6 separate regions of the Homo sapiens genome follow, and all the other regions are linked to region 2. Evidence: chromatin contacts called from ENCODE Hi-C or POLR2A ChIA-PET data. All regions are on one chromosome and are shown on one strand. The core of a region is the stretch at or near the end of the contact, and the rest is flanking DNA. Distances in the headings are between cores, read along the strand shown. Region 1 holds the start of EVI5 (ecotropic viral integration site 5). Region 2 holds the start of CDC7 (cell division cycle 7). Region 3 holds the start of DIPK1A (divergent protein kinase domain 1A). Region 4 holds the start of TMED5 (transmembrane p24 trafficking protein 5). Region 5 holds the start of MTF2 (metal response element binding transcription factor 2). Region 6 overlaps EVI5 (ecotropic viral integration site 5).

Evidence for each region. Hi-C counts contacts between places; a loop is a spot of excess contacts on that map. ChIA-PET counts read pairs that join two places held with the same protein, here RNA polymerase II (POLR2A). Pooled maps may share reads with other maps.
Region 1: a loop to region 2 is called in a pooled map, with 8 times the contacts of the local background. The contact joins the promoter of EVI5 here to the promoter of CDC7 in region 2. A Hi-C loop is called at or near these places in 1 of 37 single-sample maps with no recorded cell type and 10 of 50 pooled maps. POLR2A ChIA-PET finds 5 or more read pairs at or near these places in 2 of 52 experiments (H1 and activated naive CD8-positive, alpha-beta T cell).
Region 3: a map with no recorded cell type shows a loop between it and region 2 (8-fold over the local background). The contact joins the promoter of DIPK1A here to the promoter of CDC7 in region 2. A Hi-C loop is called at or near these places in 2 of 37 single-sample maps with no recorded cell type and 8 of 50 pooled maps.
Region 4: a map with no recorded cell type shows a loop between it and region 2 (11-fold over the local background). The contact joins the promoter of TMED5 here to the promoter of CDC7 in region 2. A Hi-C loop is called at or near these places in 3 of 37 single-sample maps with no recorded cell type and 8 of 50 pooled maps. POLR2A ChIA-PET finds 5 or more read pairs at or near these places in 1 of 52 experiments (activated naive CD4-positive, alpha-beta T cell).
Region 5: a loop to region 2 is called in a map of B cell, with 22 times the contacts of the local background. The contact joins the promoter of MTF2 here to the promoter of CDC7 in region 2. A Hi-C loop is called at or near these places in 2 of 168 maps with a recorded cell type or tissue (B cell and naive thymus-derived CD4-positive, alpha-beta T cell) and 8 of 50 pooled maps.
Region 6: a loop to region 2 is called in a pooled map, with 5 times the contacts of the local background. The contact joins the enhancer-like site here to the promoter of CDC7 in region 2. A Hi-C loop is called at or near these places in 1 of 37 single-sample maps with no recorded cell type and 2 of 50 pooled maps. POLR2A ChIA-PET finds 5 or more read pairs at or near these places in 1 of 52 experiments (PC-3).

What each region holds. Positions count from the first base shown.
Region 1 is chr1:92,783,818-92,786,517 of GRCh38, forward strand. EVI5 (ecotropic viral integration site 5) reads right to left here and starts at 1,291. Exons shown (of 20, transcript NM_001350197.2): 1 at 1,019-1,291. RefSeq lists a silencer at 872-1,141 and an enhancer at 1,412-1,691.
Region 2 is chr1:91,499,470-91,502,169 of GRCh38, forward strand. It overlaps CDC7 (cell division cycle 7), which reads left to right and starts at 1,382. Exons shown (of 12, transcript NM_003503.4): 1 at 1,382-1,479; 2 at 2,185-2,362. The coding sequence starts at 2,248. LOC105378856 (a long non-coding RNA gene) reads right to left here and starts at 1,379. Exons shown (of 3, transcript XR_947599.4): 1 at 1-1,379. RefSeq lists an enhancer at 2,024-2,223.
Region 3 is chr1:92,960,157-92,962,856 of GRCh38, forward strand. DIPK1A (divergent protein kinase domain 1A) reads right to left here and starts at 1,306. Exons shown (of 5, transcript NM_001006605.5): 1 at 1,220-1,306. The coding sequence starts at 1,273. RefSeq lists silencers at 867-1,426, 1,587-1,666.
Region 4 is chr1:93,179,130-93,181,829 of GRCh38, forward strand. It overlaps TMED5 (transmembrane p24 trafficking protein 5), which reads right to left and starts at 1,284. Exons shown (of 4, transcript NM_016040.5): 1 at 925-1,284. The coding sequence starts at 1,113. CCDC18 (coiled-coil domain containing 18) reads left to right here and starts at 1,595. Exons shown (of 29, transcript NM_001378204.1): 1 at 1,595-1,723. RefSeq lists enhancers at 665-814, 1,685-1,894 and a silencer at 1,345-1,624.
Region 5 is chr1:93,077,934-93,080,633 of GRCh38, forward strand. It overlaps MTF2 (metal response element binding transcription factor 2), which reads left to right and starts at 1,350. Exons shown (of 15, transcript NM_007358.4): 1 at 1,350-1,598. The coding sequence starts at 1,594. RefSeq lists enhancers at 913-1,162, 1,099-1,393.
Region 6 is chr1:92,583,161-92,585,860 of GRCh38, forward strand. All of the region lies in intron 18 of EVI5 (ecotropic viral integration site 5), which reads right to left. It also overlaps the pseudogene LOC107985727. Among named protein-coding and RNA genes, the nearest start is that of GFI1, 98 kb to the left of the region's middle. RefSeq lists a silencer at 1,309-1,458. Within about 2 kb of position 1,396, at least 8 of the 41 ENCODE cell types and tissues checked have a DNase peak (open chromatin) inside an H3K27ac peak, as active enhancers do; they include PC-3, where a contact is called at or near this core.

The DNA of each region.
Region 1 (2,700 bases), core at 41-2,540, 1.3 Mb after region 2:
AAAAAAAAAGAAAAGAAAAGAAAAAGAAAAAGAGCTTCTGGTACACTGGTGAAATTCTACTAACAAAATTTTAAAACAAAAAAAGTTACTTACATCAGCTCAGAACAAAGATTAAAAACTACCAGCAGATCACTTTTCTTTAACTTCAGTAAGCACTGGAATTCATTCTTTCGGCAAAGAAAGGAGTTTATTATTCAACACTGTAACCCAAAGAAAAGATACCACTTCAAGAAAATACTTCTTTTCGAAAGCAGCTCTACCAGCAATAGATAGGAGGAAAGCGAGGAAACCATTCCAAAAGGCTTGGTTTAACTCTTGGGTGAAAGGATGCCAAATGAGATGATCTAAGAAGCCCCAAAGACAGACAGACAGACAGACACAGGGAAATCACAGCAACTCTTTTGAGTGGAAACACCAACACCACAATCCAACCTACCGGAAATCCTGAGGTTAATTTGAGGCTTGCCCCACTAGTCATAAGGTGATTCAGGAATGGCTACAAACTCTTCTCAAGTTCATTCTGGACCTGGCACATCTGTCTTGCCCATCAGCAGCCTGGAGACACGCCATGCGCAGAATCCCGGAGGCCAAGTAAAGACGCCAACTTTGCAAGTCAGGGGGGCGAGTGCTCTCGCCCCTCAGGTCCCCAAAGGGAACCGACTTCTGGCCTCGAGGGTGGGGTGCAGGGTCAGTGTCCTCCACGGGATTTACGAGGACGTGCCCCCGAAGCTGCTCCGTCCCTCCACCGCCCTGGGACGCCACAGTTAGACCCGCCGACGAGTTTCTTCCCCAGCGCCCACGAGAAGGAGGGCTGCGGGCGGCGGCGGCGGCGACAGGCGAGGAAGCGAGTGCAGGGAACTTAGGCCCTGGCGGGGCCAGGCGCGCCCGCCCCGCTCCCACAGCAAAACTTGCGGCGGCCCCCGCCCGCCGCGCCTCGGCCCAGCTGTGCGCCAGCGGAACACGGACTCACCGCCCGCCCGGCCTCCCGGCCCGCCCGGCCTGGCGCAGCGCCCCTCACCTTGGAAACGTTGAGTAGACTTCGCCGTAAACATTAACTTCCCATCCAGCCGGCAGCCGCGCCGCCGCGTCTCAGCGCCTCGGCCCCGCTCCTGGCTCCACGGGTCGCCCGTCCCGAGTTCCCAAAAGCACCACGCTCACTCAGAAGCTCAGGGCCGCCTCGCGACCCTCACCTACCCCTCCCGGCACCGCCGCTGTCGGAACTGCAGCCAGCCCCTTGCCAGCTGGCCAGCTGGTTCCTCCGGGGTCCGGCCCGGCCGCGTCAGGAGAGCCCAAGGCGCAGGCGCGGGAGGGCCTTAAAGAGACCCGGCAGCCTCTACCGCAGAATGGGTTGGAGCAGGTTAGGGGCCGGGCGGGCCGGCCGAGAAAAGGAGAAGGCGAAGGGATTGGACGGAGTGCAGAGGAGGCGGGGAAATCGCTCTCGCCCTCCGCCTCTCTTTCAAAGCACCAGCCTTCAGTCCTGCAAGTCGCCGACTTCCCCGGCCACTGGAACCGCCCCTTCCATGTTAAAACGGTAGAAGACACACCCCCTCGGGGGCCCGAAGCGACCCCGAGCTTAGGACTGCAGGCCTCGCGCTGCCGCACCGACGCGGAGCCTGACTTTCAGGGCCCTGGCACGCGGTGCTGACGCGCATGCTTCGGAAGGCAGCCCCGAGCTCCCCCAGAGGTGGCCTTAGGGCACTCGCAAAAACAATAATCAACGCGTAAATGACACTTGTAATTGTAATGTACTCTTACACGTGTCTTCGCATTGGGTTTATGCAGACTACTGCAGGGGGCAGAACATGGGCACGAATACGTAAGATTCAGCCGGGCAGCCCTCCAGCGTCAACGAAGACATTCTTAGAAGGAAAGTACTTTGTTTGGGACGGAAACAGCCTATTAATTTCTGGTCCAGGAAAAGCAGGCAAGAAAAAGTAAAAAGGCAATACAGATTACTTTCATTATATGTTTAGAAGTGACAGCCGGGCGCGGTGGCTCACACCTGTAATCCCAACACTTTGGGAGGCCGAGGCGGGCGGATTGCCTGAGGTCAGGAGTTGGAGACCAATCTGGCCAACATGGTGAAACCCCGTCTCTACTAAAAATACAAAAAAAAAAAATAGCCCGGCGTCGTGGCGTGCGCCTGTACTCCCAGCCAAGCTACTCTGGAGGCTGAGGCAGGGGAATTGCTTGAACCACGGAGGTGGAGGTTGCAGTGAGCCAAGATCGCGCCACTGCACTCCAGCCTGGGCGACAGAACGATACTCTGTCTCAAAAAAAAAAAGGGACAAAAATTATAATAATTAGCAGCACAAGAAACTCCGGAATTATTTGTCTAGAAATTAGTATCCCTATTTTTAAATTTAAATTTATAAGACAGAATTCGCAGATGGGTTTCCACTGAACTAAGCATTTCAGAAAAAAAAAAAAAAAAAAACCTTACTTTTTTTTCAACAAGATTAGGAAATACCAAGAAATAGGAAGTAAAGCCATGCCCTCCACCCAGCTAAAAACTTTGAAAACTTGAACTTTTATCTGAGGCATATGTTTGCATAACTTTAGGTTGTGCCATTATTTAAAGAAATTTCAATTAACAATTTTATTGCAACTCAATCCTTGTATAAGAAAACTAAGCTACATCCTTGATAATGTACCTCTCCCCTCTTATATTCCATCCGTCAGCAAATTCTATTGGTTTTT
Region 2 (2,700 bases), core at 132-2,631:
TGTTCAACAGAAGAATACCAATGCTTGGCTGTGATTGCCAGGCCAGCTCAAAGCAACAGCAAACCAAGCTGGTAGTACCAGGCCATCTCCTGGATGTCAAGGTCTGCTTTTCTCTTTCTCGGTATCCACACTAGAATCCTTGATTTACTCTCTTCCACCTCACTCAATCAAAAACCATTACCTCACAGACTTCCCTTCTATGTGGCACTACCACCCACACATATGCTAGCCCAAAACCTAAGATTCACTGTTGATGATGCCCTTTTCTTCATTTTCCATAGCCAATCACCAAATCCCATTGTCTTCTTTCTTTTATTTCTTCCGCCATTGTTCTGGTCCAAACTACCATTATGTTTCTCCTAAACATAAAGTGCATCCTATTTCCTCTGCTTCCACACTTGCCCCTCTACAATCCATTCTCTTCATAACAGATAGATCATATTACTCCCTTGCTTTAAAACTTTCAAATAGCTTCCAATTGTACTCAGAACAAACACTAAACTTCTTACCCTGGCTTTCAAGGACCCTGGTCTGGCTTCTGCCTAACTCTCCACCTTCATCTATCTGGGACTATCTTGCGGCTCACTCACTATGCTTCCCCCACACTGGCCTTTCCTGCCCTGCCCCTGCAACATACCAAGTTCCTCTTTCTCTCTGCATTTGCCCTATCCTTTCTTTGCCAGGACAACAGTCTCCCTACCAGCTCTTTCTCATCCAGGTCTCTTTGAGAGGGCTTCCCTGACCATCTAGATGCCACCTTCCTGGTCAGTATTTCCCTCAAGTAGTAATCAATGCCGGAAAGAATACTGTTCATTTATTCATCCGTTATTGTCATCGCTTCATTGGAATTTAGCTTCCTACAGGGATGGTGTTTATCTTGCTCACTATGATTCCAGCCCCTAGAAAAACCCACCTACCTCATAGCCAAGGGCTCAGTAAATAGTATACACTGCCTTCCTGCCACTGTGCTAATTTCTACTAACACAGCCACAAACAATCAGCAATTACATTTTCTGCTTGTTTTTAACGGGGAAGTAGGGCACTCAACGAAAAGGAAATAAAAGCAGAGTCAAGAAAGTGCCTTTTATCCATGGAGTGCCCAATGTGTTGTGCGGCCGGCCACGTATATAGGGATGTGTCAGCACCTGAGATTTTTCCTTCTCTGAGCTAGCTTCTTTCCTGGAAATCATGCTGGGCCCTTAGCCTTATGGTTCACCCTGTTTTTTAAGATCATCCACGGGCTTCATTCCCGTAACCGCTCTTCTAGCTGGCCAAGGCGGCGGGAAGAAACCCCACCCTCTTGCGCAAACGCCCAGTAGCGGAATCCGCGGGGTCGAGGGCTTTAGTGTGCGCATGTGCAACCAGAGCGGCGGCGGGAAGTGTTGCGCAGGCGCATCCGATCGACTCGGTAGGTGGGGATCTCTTGGAGACGGCGACCCAGGCATCTGGGGAGCCACAGAAGTCGTACTCCCTTAAACCGTGAGTTTCCGACGGTTTGTTCCATGGCGCGGGATTGTGAGGGATTAGGAACGAATTCTGGATCGTGACTTCGGTTTTCTCGCCGTGCAGTTCCTTTTCCCGCCCCCCTTCGGATCCCTCCGACCTGCGGCGGGAAAGTCGCGCGCCTGCGCACTAAGCATCTGGTTCGGTCTCTGGCCCGAGGGAAGCCGGTCCTTCCCGGCTGAGCTCGCGGCCAGCGCTGGCCGGCGGATTCCCATTCATTCACCCTTCTCCTCCTCCGCCCAGTACTCGTGGCCAGGGTCGTATCAGTTCTCCGTCAACTTGCTTGGGGCCTTGGACGAGCCTCCTGGCGCTTCCTGTCAGTGGCGAAAAGGTTTTCTCCCTCAGTTCTTTTCCTGACTTCAAACCGCCCCCGGCGCTCGGCCCCTCCCCCACGCGGTCCCGCTGGCTGTGCCGGACTGGCAGCCTCGCCGTTTCCCACTGCGCCTGCTGCTGCGCGGGTGCCCAAGCCGGGAAATTCTCCCTGCAGCCCCCTGCCGGTGTTTCTGATAGGTGAAAATAAAGCACATGGAATTCCTTAGACAAGGCCACAGTATGCCCTACTGTGGAGGTTTGGACACATCGTGCGTTTGAAAATGTTTGCCCCTTTGGGGGGCAGTAGCATGTTTTTAGTGCGTGGTTTAGCGAGTGATCTAAATTTCTCTAGTGTTCTAATTTTCACAGCTGCTTTGCTCCCCCTGTGGATGTAACCCCTTAGCTGGCATTTTGCATCTCAATTGGCTTGTGATGGAGGCGTCTTTGGGGATTCAGATGGATGAGCCAATGGCTTTTTCTCCCCAGCGTGACCGGTTTCAGGCTGAAGGCTCTTTAAAAAAAAACGAGCAGAATTTTAAACTTGCAGGTACGTGTTTAAATCCAAAGATGTACAGTTATAAAGATTTTTCAGGCAACAATTCTGTGTTTTCAATTCCTCTCAAAAAATAAGATTGAATCTTATAAAGTGAATTGTATGTTTCTATAGGACAGTGTTAAAACAGAGCTTCGTATGATCTAAATGTAGGACTGAATTGCGATTTGGAAGACTGTAATACAACCTGTTTTACGGTTGAAGTTGCTATGGTCTCAGTATTGGTAATTAAGAATGCAGAAATTTGATGATGCCCAAATTAAATTTCTCTTTTGTATCTGTGTTCTTATCTCTACTCACCACATTGCCTTAAGCTTAAATGTAGAAATTGA
Region 3 (2,700 bases), core at 56-2,555, 1.5 Mb after region 2:
CTATTGGTGGTGCTTGCTACAAAGACTCAGTTTTATTCGTACACGCTTAATATCATGGGTTGTCAAATCATGCTTCCAATTTGCAATACGTCACTCATTTCAGGGTAATGACTTACACATACAATTTTCAAACAAAAATGTAAGATTTACTTGCCTCATGATGGTTACCTTCTCAACTTTTTTCATAATTTATAAAAGCACCAGCTGACCCCAAATCATCTACCTCTTGGCCTTTTAATGTAAGCGGTAAAGGAATACTGTCCTCTGAATGCAGCGTTGGCTAACACTGCTGACCCACGCAAGGCATTGATTTGTAGTTGTTTTTCCATCGGAGTGATGGATTTGCGCTCAGCTACTCGCGGTGTCTACTAGGTCCCCCTGGTGACCAAACAGTACACTTAGGCAGTAGTAGGGTTCCAAGGCACAGACTGGCAGCGGAACAGAGGGTGGAACGGGAAATCATGAAAAATTAACACGCGAACCGTACACACGACATGACTGAGAATTACGTTTGCATTACTAGGGTATTTGGGATCCACAGACCAGCCACTAGCCCCTTTCCTTTAAAAAGCAAACACCCATCCGCCTGGTTCAGGCTTATCGGTCTCCACCTCCCATTTAAATCTTGGGTGTGATGGAACGACCCAACCAAGGGGCTCGGCACGAGGCACACGCTGCTTTTTGGAGCCTGGGGAAACACTGGTGTGACAAATTGTCATAATTTTCTAAGACACGGAGGAATGCTACACCACCTTTCCTACCACCGACTTAAGACCCAAGACACTGAGTCAAGGGCAACCGACCTGCGGGGGCCCACGGGGGAGGGGGGAAAGCCCCGAAAACACCAGGGAGAAGGCGGCCCGTCGAGCTCCGCCTGGAGCGGCGCAGGGCTGCGGGCAATGCCCGGAGCGCGGGGTCGTACCCAGGTCACGTCTCGGGGCTCTCAGGATGCGAGGGCGTACCCGGGCGGGACGACTCGGGCCCTGGAGCCCGGCTGGCCGCGGCGCGGGAGCCGCGAGGGCCGCGGTGGGGGGCGTCGGCAGAGCCGCTGAGGGGGCTGGGGAGGGCGCGCCGCCAGGTGCCGGACGGCAGGGGGCAGCGGGGTTCGGGCGGGCACAGACCCAGGGAGGGAGGAGGGGAGCGGGCGAGTCCTGCGCGGCGCGGCAGGGCACACGGCCGGGTGCTCCCGCAGCTGGTGGCTGGGCGGCCGCCGGCCTACCTGGAGGTAATAGGGTTTCCTTAGCCAGGCCCCCGGACAGAGACTCCTCGCCATGGTAATCACACATCGCCCCGCCGCGCTGCAGTCAGAGGCGGACCCGAGCGCTGGCGGCCGGGCTCCCCGCCTCCCCCCGCCTCCCCGCCCCCTGCCCGGCCGGGCCCGCCCACTCCCCCGCCCCCGCCGCGGCGCGCGCCGCGCTCCCCTCGGCCCGGCTGCAGTGAAGGCGGCGAGAGGCCAGAGGCCCAGCCTCCTGCCCTGTTCGCCCGCCGGCCGCCGCGGCTGTCAGAGAGGCTGCTGCCGACTCCGCCATAAAGGGGAGTCGCACCTCGCCTCCGCCGACACAAATCGACTGCGCCTGGAGCTTAAAGGGGAGGCGCGCGGAGGCGGGAGGGGGCGCCGCGGCAGCGGGGGTGTCGCACGCTCGGCGCGGATTGGGGCGTGCTTCTCGCTGGCTGATGCGGCGACCCCCGGACCGCGCTGGCCTCGCAGTCTGCTCCGGCTTCCGGCTCCCCGCGCTGCGCCCAGCTGCGCGTCCCGCCACCCGCCCCGGCAGCACCGACGCTCCCCATGGACTCTTCTCCTGGAGTCAGGACGTGTCTGGACGGGTTGTTTGGAAATTCAAGGGAAGCTTGGGGCTCCTTCCCTGGGGACTGGCTCGTCCTCCCTCGCCCTTGGTGGCGGTCGGGGGAAGGGGGTGTCTGCCGCAGCTGGAGACGCAGACCGGGGCATCCCCCCAGGACTGGGCTCAGCTTCGAACGCGGACAGGGCGCCCCACTGCTGAACTCGGTGCCCCCCTTACCACGCTCCAGTTCGCCTCTAACGGCCTACAACTTTTTTTAAAAATGTACTTTTAAAAAATTCCGACTTTTTTGGTTTATATTGTTTTTAAGACAGCTTCAGAGTTTTCCTGGCCCCGTCCAGGAACACTGATTTCAAAAGAAAACAAAAACAAAAACACCGAATTAAATACAGTCCTGAAGGCAGGGAGCCTGGGACGTGGCCTGCTGCTTGGTTAAGGCTACATAACACAGGGTGTGGTGTCTTTCTTTTGACAATGAGTTCCAAATAAGGGAAAAAAGAGCCACCCTAGTGGGAGAACAGCTGTTGATCCAAGTGACTTGTAATGGAAGAAGCAGCTTTTTTTTTTTTTTTTTTTTTTTTGGCTGCTTTTTACCCCACCTACCACGTTTAAGCGTGATGCTAACAAAGTTTAGGTGGCCCGTTAGAGCTCATTCCGGCCTGTTGCTCTGAGAAGGGGTTTCCCCAGAAGCAAACCATTACTCATTCTCACTTGGTTTTTGCATAAGCCTTGTTCAGGTGCCTTGTTCTGAAGAGATACCTTCATGTCTGCCCCTTCCCTCAACCCACACACAGACACAGGTTTTAAACCTAGGTGATTTTTGTTGTGGTGGTTGTTCTTTCTGTTTTTGAGAGGGGTCTTACCATGTTGCCTAGGCTGGACTCAAACTCCTGGGCTGAAG
Region 4 (2,700 bases), core at 34-2,533, 1.7 Mb after region 2:
GGCGGGTGGATCGCCTGAGGTCGGGAGTTCGAGACCAGCCTGGCCAACATGGTGAAACCCCGTCTCTACTAAAAATACAAAAATTAGCTGGGCATGGTGGCGCACGTCTGTAATCTCAGCTACTCGGAAGGCTGAGGCAGGAGAATCGCTTGAACCCGGGAGGCGGAGGTTGCAATGAGCCGAGATAGCGCCACTGCACTCCAACTCTAGCTTGAGCAACAAAGCGAGACTCCGTCTCAAAAAAAAAAAAAAAAAACAATGACACGAGGGAAATGCTTACAATGCTCAATGAAAAAATGAAAAGAAAGGTTATAAAGTTTTAATATACGATTTGATCTTTTGAAAATAATGGATATATAACTTAAACGGAAATGTATCATTAAATATAGCAACAGCGTCTTCCAAAAAATTTCAAAATCGGGCTTAATGCCAATTACACGATCATAATCCAAAAACCCTTAACTGAAGCAAAGACAGTGATTTGTAACATCTGAACTGTGTGAAAGGGGTGGGGGTGATTCAAACAAGTGTCATCACCTTGTCCAATGATGAAGGAGAACGTGTATCAGTTCTGCATTGTGAAATTCTCAGTATGAGAGCGTGTAGTGGCTAAGAAAAGCAGTGGGCGAATTAGGAAACAAAGAGAAAAGCCAGCGACATCACCAGTTCTGGCCTCCTTCCCACCGGAGGAAAGGGGAGAAGGCGGGTAGTCATCAATTCCAGGTCCAGCCTAAGTTCTGGGTCCCCGGCCCCAGCGAGAGCCTCGCCTCGCCTCGCGCGCCTGCGCGGAGCGGGCTGGCTTCCTGAACGGCCCTCGCCTCTTCACCACCAGGGCCGTCCACCAGAAGTTTCTAAACGGGTGAGAGGCGACAACGCAGTGCAGCTGGGTTAAAGGAAGGAGGCTGGTTTATCCTCCGCACTTACTTGGTACTCGATCTCCAGCGAGGCCTTCAGGGGCATGGGCTGGTAGAAGCACTCCTTCTGGCCGGCGGGAAGGGTAAAGGTGAAGTCGCTATCGAGGGAAGGTGTGAAGCCGGCCGCCCCAGGCAGCAGCACCGGAGGCAGAGCGGCCAGAAGGAGCACGGGGAAGGGCAGCCAGATCTTGTCGCCCATCCCTGCTGGGGCGATCCCGGGCTGAAAGAGGCGTCAGGTACTGTTGTCTCCGCTCCGCGTTTCCTCTCTGGACTCCTCGTGGTTGACAGGGAAATCTGGAGTCTGAAGAAACTCCAGGTGGCGGCCGCGGCGGCGGCGAACACTCCCTCCGAAAGAGAAGCGCAGTTCTCCAAAGGGTAGGGACTCTGGGCGGGGCTAGCAGTCCTATTCCGCAACCGCCTCAGTCTCGGCCCCCTCAGGCCAGGCGTGAGCGCCGCCCGCCTCTCCCCCTGACGGCCTCCGGTTCCCATGGCTTCCCCCACCAATGGGCATCATGGCGGTAATTGTGGGAAATGTAGTCCCGGGCGGGCTCCGCTAGTGGGCTCGGGCGCGCTCGCCGACCACGATCCCCGGCAAGCCCCGCGCCTTCGGCGGCGCCTCACGCAGTCTGCGCCGGGGCGGGGCAGTGACCGGGTAGGCGCGTCCCAACGGCTCCCGCGGCGGTTCGAATTCTGTGCTGCCGGGGTTCGCTGGTTCTCCGAGTTGTGTCCGAGGCTTCCACGCGCAGGGGCCCGGGAAAGGGTCAGAGGCTTCCTAACGCAGACTCGAGTGCGAAGCGCGCAGTCGCCGGGTGGGTCTCTCCCCAGCGACGATTTGGGTGGTGAGCGACTGCGCCTTGGCGTGGGGAAACCGGCTTACCTGGGGGAGTTCTGTTCCTTTCCCTCCCGGCACCTTGGATGCGCTGGGACTGGTCCTCGTGGTTGCTGAGCATGCTGCTCTGAACGGTTGTATTTTATTTGATGAAAAATAGGAGGCCGGGCGCAGTGGCTTACGCCTGTTACCTCAGCACTTTGGGATGTCGAGGCGGAAGGATTGCTTGAGCCCAGGAGTTCGAGGCCAGCCTTGGCAATATGGCGAGCCACTGTCTCTATAAAATTAAAAAAAAAAAAAAAAAGAGGAAACTGTCACTTCCGTCCCCCACCCCCGCCCCCGCTTCTTTCAGACGGATGTAAGATTAGCTGTGTCAAGCGATCTTGAGACAGGAGACTACTACATAAAGTTATGACTTCTTTCCAAAATGAGGAATCTTTTTCGACTACAGCCCATTGTATCACATACATAGGGTATAAAAGAACACTTGTCCTTCGTTTGATGGGTGTGCGTGTGCAAACCTACAAACACATTGTTAATTAGGGCCGAAAGATGATGTTGTTAAGGTCGGTGAGTAGGATGATGTGCTTTTCTAGGTATGCATAGTCAGTGAAGATAGCCTTTTTTGGGTAACTACTGTAAATTGAAGTTAAGGACATTCATTTGACAGTAAATGTCCCACTAGGAAAATGAAAACATTTTAGTATCAAATATATTCATTGCTACTGCAGAAGAGTTAGGGAGTTCTTTCTTTTTTTTTTGAGACCGAGTCTCACTCTGTCGCCCAGGCTGGAGTGCAGTGGCGCGATCTCGGCTCACTGCAACCTCCGCCTCCCAGGTTCAAGCAATTCTCTGCCTCAGCCTCCCGAGTAGCTGAGATTACAGGCGCTCGCCACCACCCCCGGCTAATTTTTTTGTATTTTTAGTAGATACGGGGTTTCACCATCTTGGCCAGGT
Region 5 (2,700 bases), core at 100-2,599, 1.6 Mb after region 2:
GATTACAGGCATGTGCCACCACACCTGGCTAATTTTTGTATTTTTAGTAGAGACGGGGTTTCTCCAAGTTGATCAGGTTGGTCTCGAATTCCCGACCTCAGGTGATCTGCCTGTCTCGGCCTCCCAAAGTGCTGGAATTACAGGTGTGAGCCACCGCGCCCGGCTGCATCTGCTTTTTTTAAGTCAAAATTTTCCTCAGCCAACGTATGAAGGTCACTTAAGACGAATTTATGAGAGACGATGATGAGAATTGAAATAAAGTGAAACCTGAAAGGTAGTAGGTAAGTAGATACAGTGAGGGTACAGTAAGAAGACAGACTTAAAAGATTAGGACTATTATTCAGGAGAAGCAGAGGAGTGGAAGGGTATGACCACAATATTTAAAGTATTGAATGGTATTGGATAAAACGAATATGCTTATTTGCCAAATTCTGAGATCACAGGCTGAGGGAACCCCTTTTGAAGTATGAGCCAAATGAGCTTAGACCACAAAAGGTACTTTTTCAGAGACAGAAAAAATATGGTGTTCACTATCCCTGTGGCATAATATGGGACAAAAATATAAAATGGCTTTAAAAATATTTTGACGAAATTATAAATAAAGATTCCACACGTGGCTACTAAGAGGAGCTGGGTTGTATCTAGGTGTAAGTTAAAGAGACAAGCATACAATCTCACAGCTTGTCAGTTGGGACCCCTGTAGGCAGCAGAATCTGGGCAGGCTAAGGGTCTGCACTAATAAACAATTCTGTTTTCTTAAACCATTTTGCAGGGGACTATTCTCAGATTTCATTACAACTAGGAAGGACTGCAAAGCGGGTAAACAGAAAACAACCTTTCATCGTTAGGAAAAAAATCGTCTGAAAGTCTTTCATAAAAGCAGCTCCTGATAAGGAGTTTGGGACTGGACAGTGAATCGCTGAATAAAATTTAATCTCGACATCCTGGGTCTTCTCCCCTCTGAAGGAAATTCTAACAGCAGGCCTTAGGATGAAAGTAGAGGAAACGTGCTTCAGTTAAGGTTTTCTCCAGGGAAAAGAAATCGGCCCAGCAAGATGCACAGAGCACCGTTACGACCACGCACACCGAAGGTCGCACACGACCCTTTTCCTGTATAACAGTGCCAGCCTGCCGACGATCAGGAGCGCAGCTTTCACTATTGTGTTAGCCCCGGCGGCGGAAGGACTGAGCCTCACTGCAACGTTAAAGAGTCCTTCTTTGTTCAGCCCCAGTCGGGGACGCAGGGCGCGGTGTTCCTCCGCGCTCGCCGCGCAGTCCCTGCCCCCCCGCGGCTTTGGAGAGCTGCCATTCGGCACCGGAGTCGCTCCGCGCTCCCAGAATGCACCGGCAGTCCGCGGGAAACCAAAATGGCGAGGGGCTGTATTGAAGTGGGCTGTGTTTGAGGCCGGTGTAAGAACGCTCATTCTACCCCCAACCCTTGTCTCCAAGGACCTCGGTTTGTGCGTGCATATGTGCCGGGTACCCGGTGGGGCGGGTGCCCAGTAAGTGCTCGGACTCGCAGGGGAAGCGCCCACGGGGACGGATTGGTTGTTTTTTCCTGTATGAAGCGGTTGGCACCACTGAAGTGACCGAATGAGGTGAGAGACCTTGGCCTGGGAACCGACTCTTCCGGAGGAGATGGGGGTTGGGGGAAGGAGGAAGAAAGGAAGCAAGTATAAAAGGGAAAGATGGAGGACCAAGGTGGGGGTGGGGGCTCCTGTATGTGGGTGCCTTTGCATTTATGTGTATATTGAAAAGAATGGATGAAGAGGAGTAGTCAGTTGAGTGTTGGGAGAAAATAGGGACTAAAGGAGCGAGGAGGTCGTTGGGGGAGTCTGTTGGAGGAACAAGATGAAACGTTGAGACGGGGAAGCTGTGTTTGGAGGGCAGGAAGGAACCTGGGGGCGGGAGACGGTTGGAGGGGCAGGATGAACCTGGTGACGAGGGGGTGGGGAGCCGAGAGGAGGAGCCGTTGGGAAATGGGGGCTGAGGGAAATGTGGGGAGCAGAGTGGAGGGCTGCCTGGGACCTTAGCAGTGCGCAAAGGGAAGTAGCAGCTTGGAATCGGAGGGTGGAATTGTATGGAATTGGAGTAAAGGGGGTCGAGTGTAAGTGCTGGTAAGGATAAGGGGAACACACTGAAGTGGAGGTTGGAAGCACAACCTGAAAGCTTAAAGGGAAGCGGTGGGAGGGAAAGTGAGATGGGGGAAAGCTAGGTAGCTTATATTTGGAGCTCACCAAAAATATGAGGCTTTTCTTGTGTTTAATTAAACCTAACTCATATAATCTACGTCTAGGATGTAGATTTGTATTGTATTCATTTTTACAACTGAGGTAATTACGGCTCAAGGAATTTTAACCAATTTGCCAAGATTTCTTAACATATTTCGGTAGTGCCAGAACTCTAACTCTGTGTTTTACAATCTGGTGTCCTTGGTTGCTAGAATTTTTCTTTGGAAGCAATTAGAGGGAACAGATGGATTTATCGGGGTAATCTGACTAACAGCAAGGGTTTGTGAACAATGGGAAAAGGCTTATGGAATGTTACTCTATTCTTTAAAACATTTAACTTTGGTTAAAGATAGAAACCATGTAACACTAACTTAAATGTGAAAACCTAGCTAGGCCTGTGTGTAATACATAGGAAGGCACCATGTGAGGTCAGTACAGAGCTAGAAATATGTAAATAGTACCTGATTTA
Region 6 (2,700 bases), core at 146-2,645, 1.1 Mb after region 2:
ATAGTGTAACCATTCTCCTACTGATGGGTAGTTACTATTTTTTCTAAATATTAAAAATAACCTTGGGGTCAGGCGCGGTGGCTCATGCCTGTAATCCCAGCACTCTGGGAGGCTGAGGTGGGTGGATCACTTGAGGTCAGAAGTTTTGAGACCAGCCTGGCCAACATGGTGAAACTCCATCTCTACTAAAAATACAAAAAATTAGCTGGGCATGGTGGCACGTGCCTGTAATCCCAGCTACTTGAGAGGCTGAGGCAGGAGAATCGCTTGAACCTGGGAGGCGGAGGTTGCGGTAAGCCGAGATCACGCTACTGTGCTCCAGCCTGGGCGACAGAGTGAGGCTCTGTCTCAAAAAAAAAAAAAAAAAAAAAAAAAAATTAGATTTTTCATCCACCTTCATCAGTTACATAAAGAATACAAAGAAATCTAAAATAGAAGGAAAAAATCAGAATAGGAATAAAATTTTTAAAAAGATGGCTTATTTAAATTTGCAATTATTTTCTAGTATTGTACTGGCCAATGGTATTAGAAGTATAAGCTACTGGAAGTACCAATGCCTTCTCTCTCTCTCTCTTTTTTTTTTTTTTTACATTCTTTCCAGATATCTAATATAACAAACTGAAACTTATAATTAGTTATTAAATTTTCACATATTAACTTTAGGATAGGAAACCACTACTTAATATATTTTAACATTTTACTCCTGGCTATTAACATTTACAACATGGGTTACAAATAGGTATCATACCTCTAAAGGAAGTAACAGAAACAATTAGTAATCTCTCTCTGTTCTTTTTCATAGAGATTTCAAAATAAATCTAAGGTTATGCATAGGATGTGGGTTTTTCTCCGGGAGTAGTATTACAGAAGGTTTGTGGTATTAGAAGGGTCATGACACAATGCAAGTTGCTTAGTCTCAAACACAAGCGTAAAGCTTTCATTTTAAGAATATTTTATATTATACCCACAGATGAAAAATCTAACAAAAAGAGACACGGTGGTACATAAAGATATATTCAAGTGCTCTCTCTTTCGTAAAAAATCAAACCTTTTTAGAGACAATTTAAAAAGCAATCTCTTGATTGTTTAAAAGGTTAAATAATGCTTTTTTTTTTCCAGGCTTTATTATGAAACTATGTTCAACGGTCACAGAGGCAACCACATTAACTTGCAGCATGGATACAAATTTTAAGTTCTACATTGATATTTTCAACGCACATATGAAGCAAAATGTCTTAAGCAAATTATTACTGCATATGAAATTACTATAGTAGAAGAAAACCCAATAATTTGAGTAAATCTGTAACACTTGGTAAGTAATCACTCTGATTAATCAACATCACCTTACTGAAATATCAATAGCAACCACTAGGCTTTAGTAGGTTATTACTGATTTGTACTTTGCCAAAAGAAAAATTAATCAGAATGGTAAATGTGGTAAGCGGTAGCCTCTCCATGACTTCAAGGTGACTCATTTGAAACTTCTAAAAACAAATCATACTCATATCATGTACTACTGATAAGTTTTTGAAACAGTTTCCTGTAATTTAAAGTCATGGACAAAGGTTTGAATATTCTTCTTAGTAATTAGAAAAAGTAAAAGTACACATAAATGTCTTTTAAAAACCAATAATGAAATCTGAAAAATATATAAGGGATAAAAGAAATCAAATATTTGGCTAGTATTTTTCAGTATTAAGACTGATTTAATTCCATTTCAGAAGAGAAATATACATATACACAGGACTAGCTAAAGGCACAGTTTAAAAATACCAGCCCAAGGCCGGGTGTGGTGGCTCACACCCATAATCTCAGCACTTTGGGAGGCCGAGGTGAGCAGATCACCTGAGGTCAGGTGTTCGAGACCAGTTTGGCCAACGTGGTGAAACCCCATCTCTATTGAAAATTTAAAAATTAGCCAGGTGTGGTAGCAGTCACCTGTAATCCCAGCTACTCAGGAGGCTGAGGCAGGAGAATTGCTTGAACCAGAAGGCTGAGGTTGCAGTGAGCCGAGATTGCACCATTGCACTCTAGCCTAAGAGACAGAGTGAGACTCCATCTCAAAAAAAAAAAAAAATCAGCCCAGTGCTTTGCAGGGCTGAGTCAGGATTATTTGAGGCCAGAAGCTCAAGATCAGCCTGAGCAACATAGCAAGACCCCATCTGTACAAAAAATTTAAAAATTAGCAGGGCATGGTGGGGTGTGCCTGTATTGCTAGCTACTAGGGAGGCTTAGGTAGAACTGCTTGATCCCAGGAGTTCAAAGCTGTAGTACGCTGTGATTGCACCACTGAACTCTGTCCTGGGCAACAGAGCAAGACACTCTCCCTCTCTTAAAACAAGTCAGCATTCACACAAGGTCTAAAAGGTAGAAAATATTCCTCATAAATCATAATTTAATTGGAAACAAATCAATTTTGTGACCAATACTTAAAATTTGATATAATTCCAATGGCTCCTAAAAACTATGGACTCACAAACTAGTTTTAAAAAAAATTAGATACTTTTTAGAAAAGTTTTAAATTTACAGAAAAATTGAGAAGATAGAGAGTTCCCACATACCCTCCCACAGTTTCCCCTATTATTAATATATTAGTGTGGTACCTTTGTTACAATTAATGAACCAATATTGATACATTACTACTAAAGTCCTTAGTTTATTCAGATTTCCTTTGCCTTTGTTTTTTAACCTGTTTTTTTT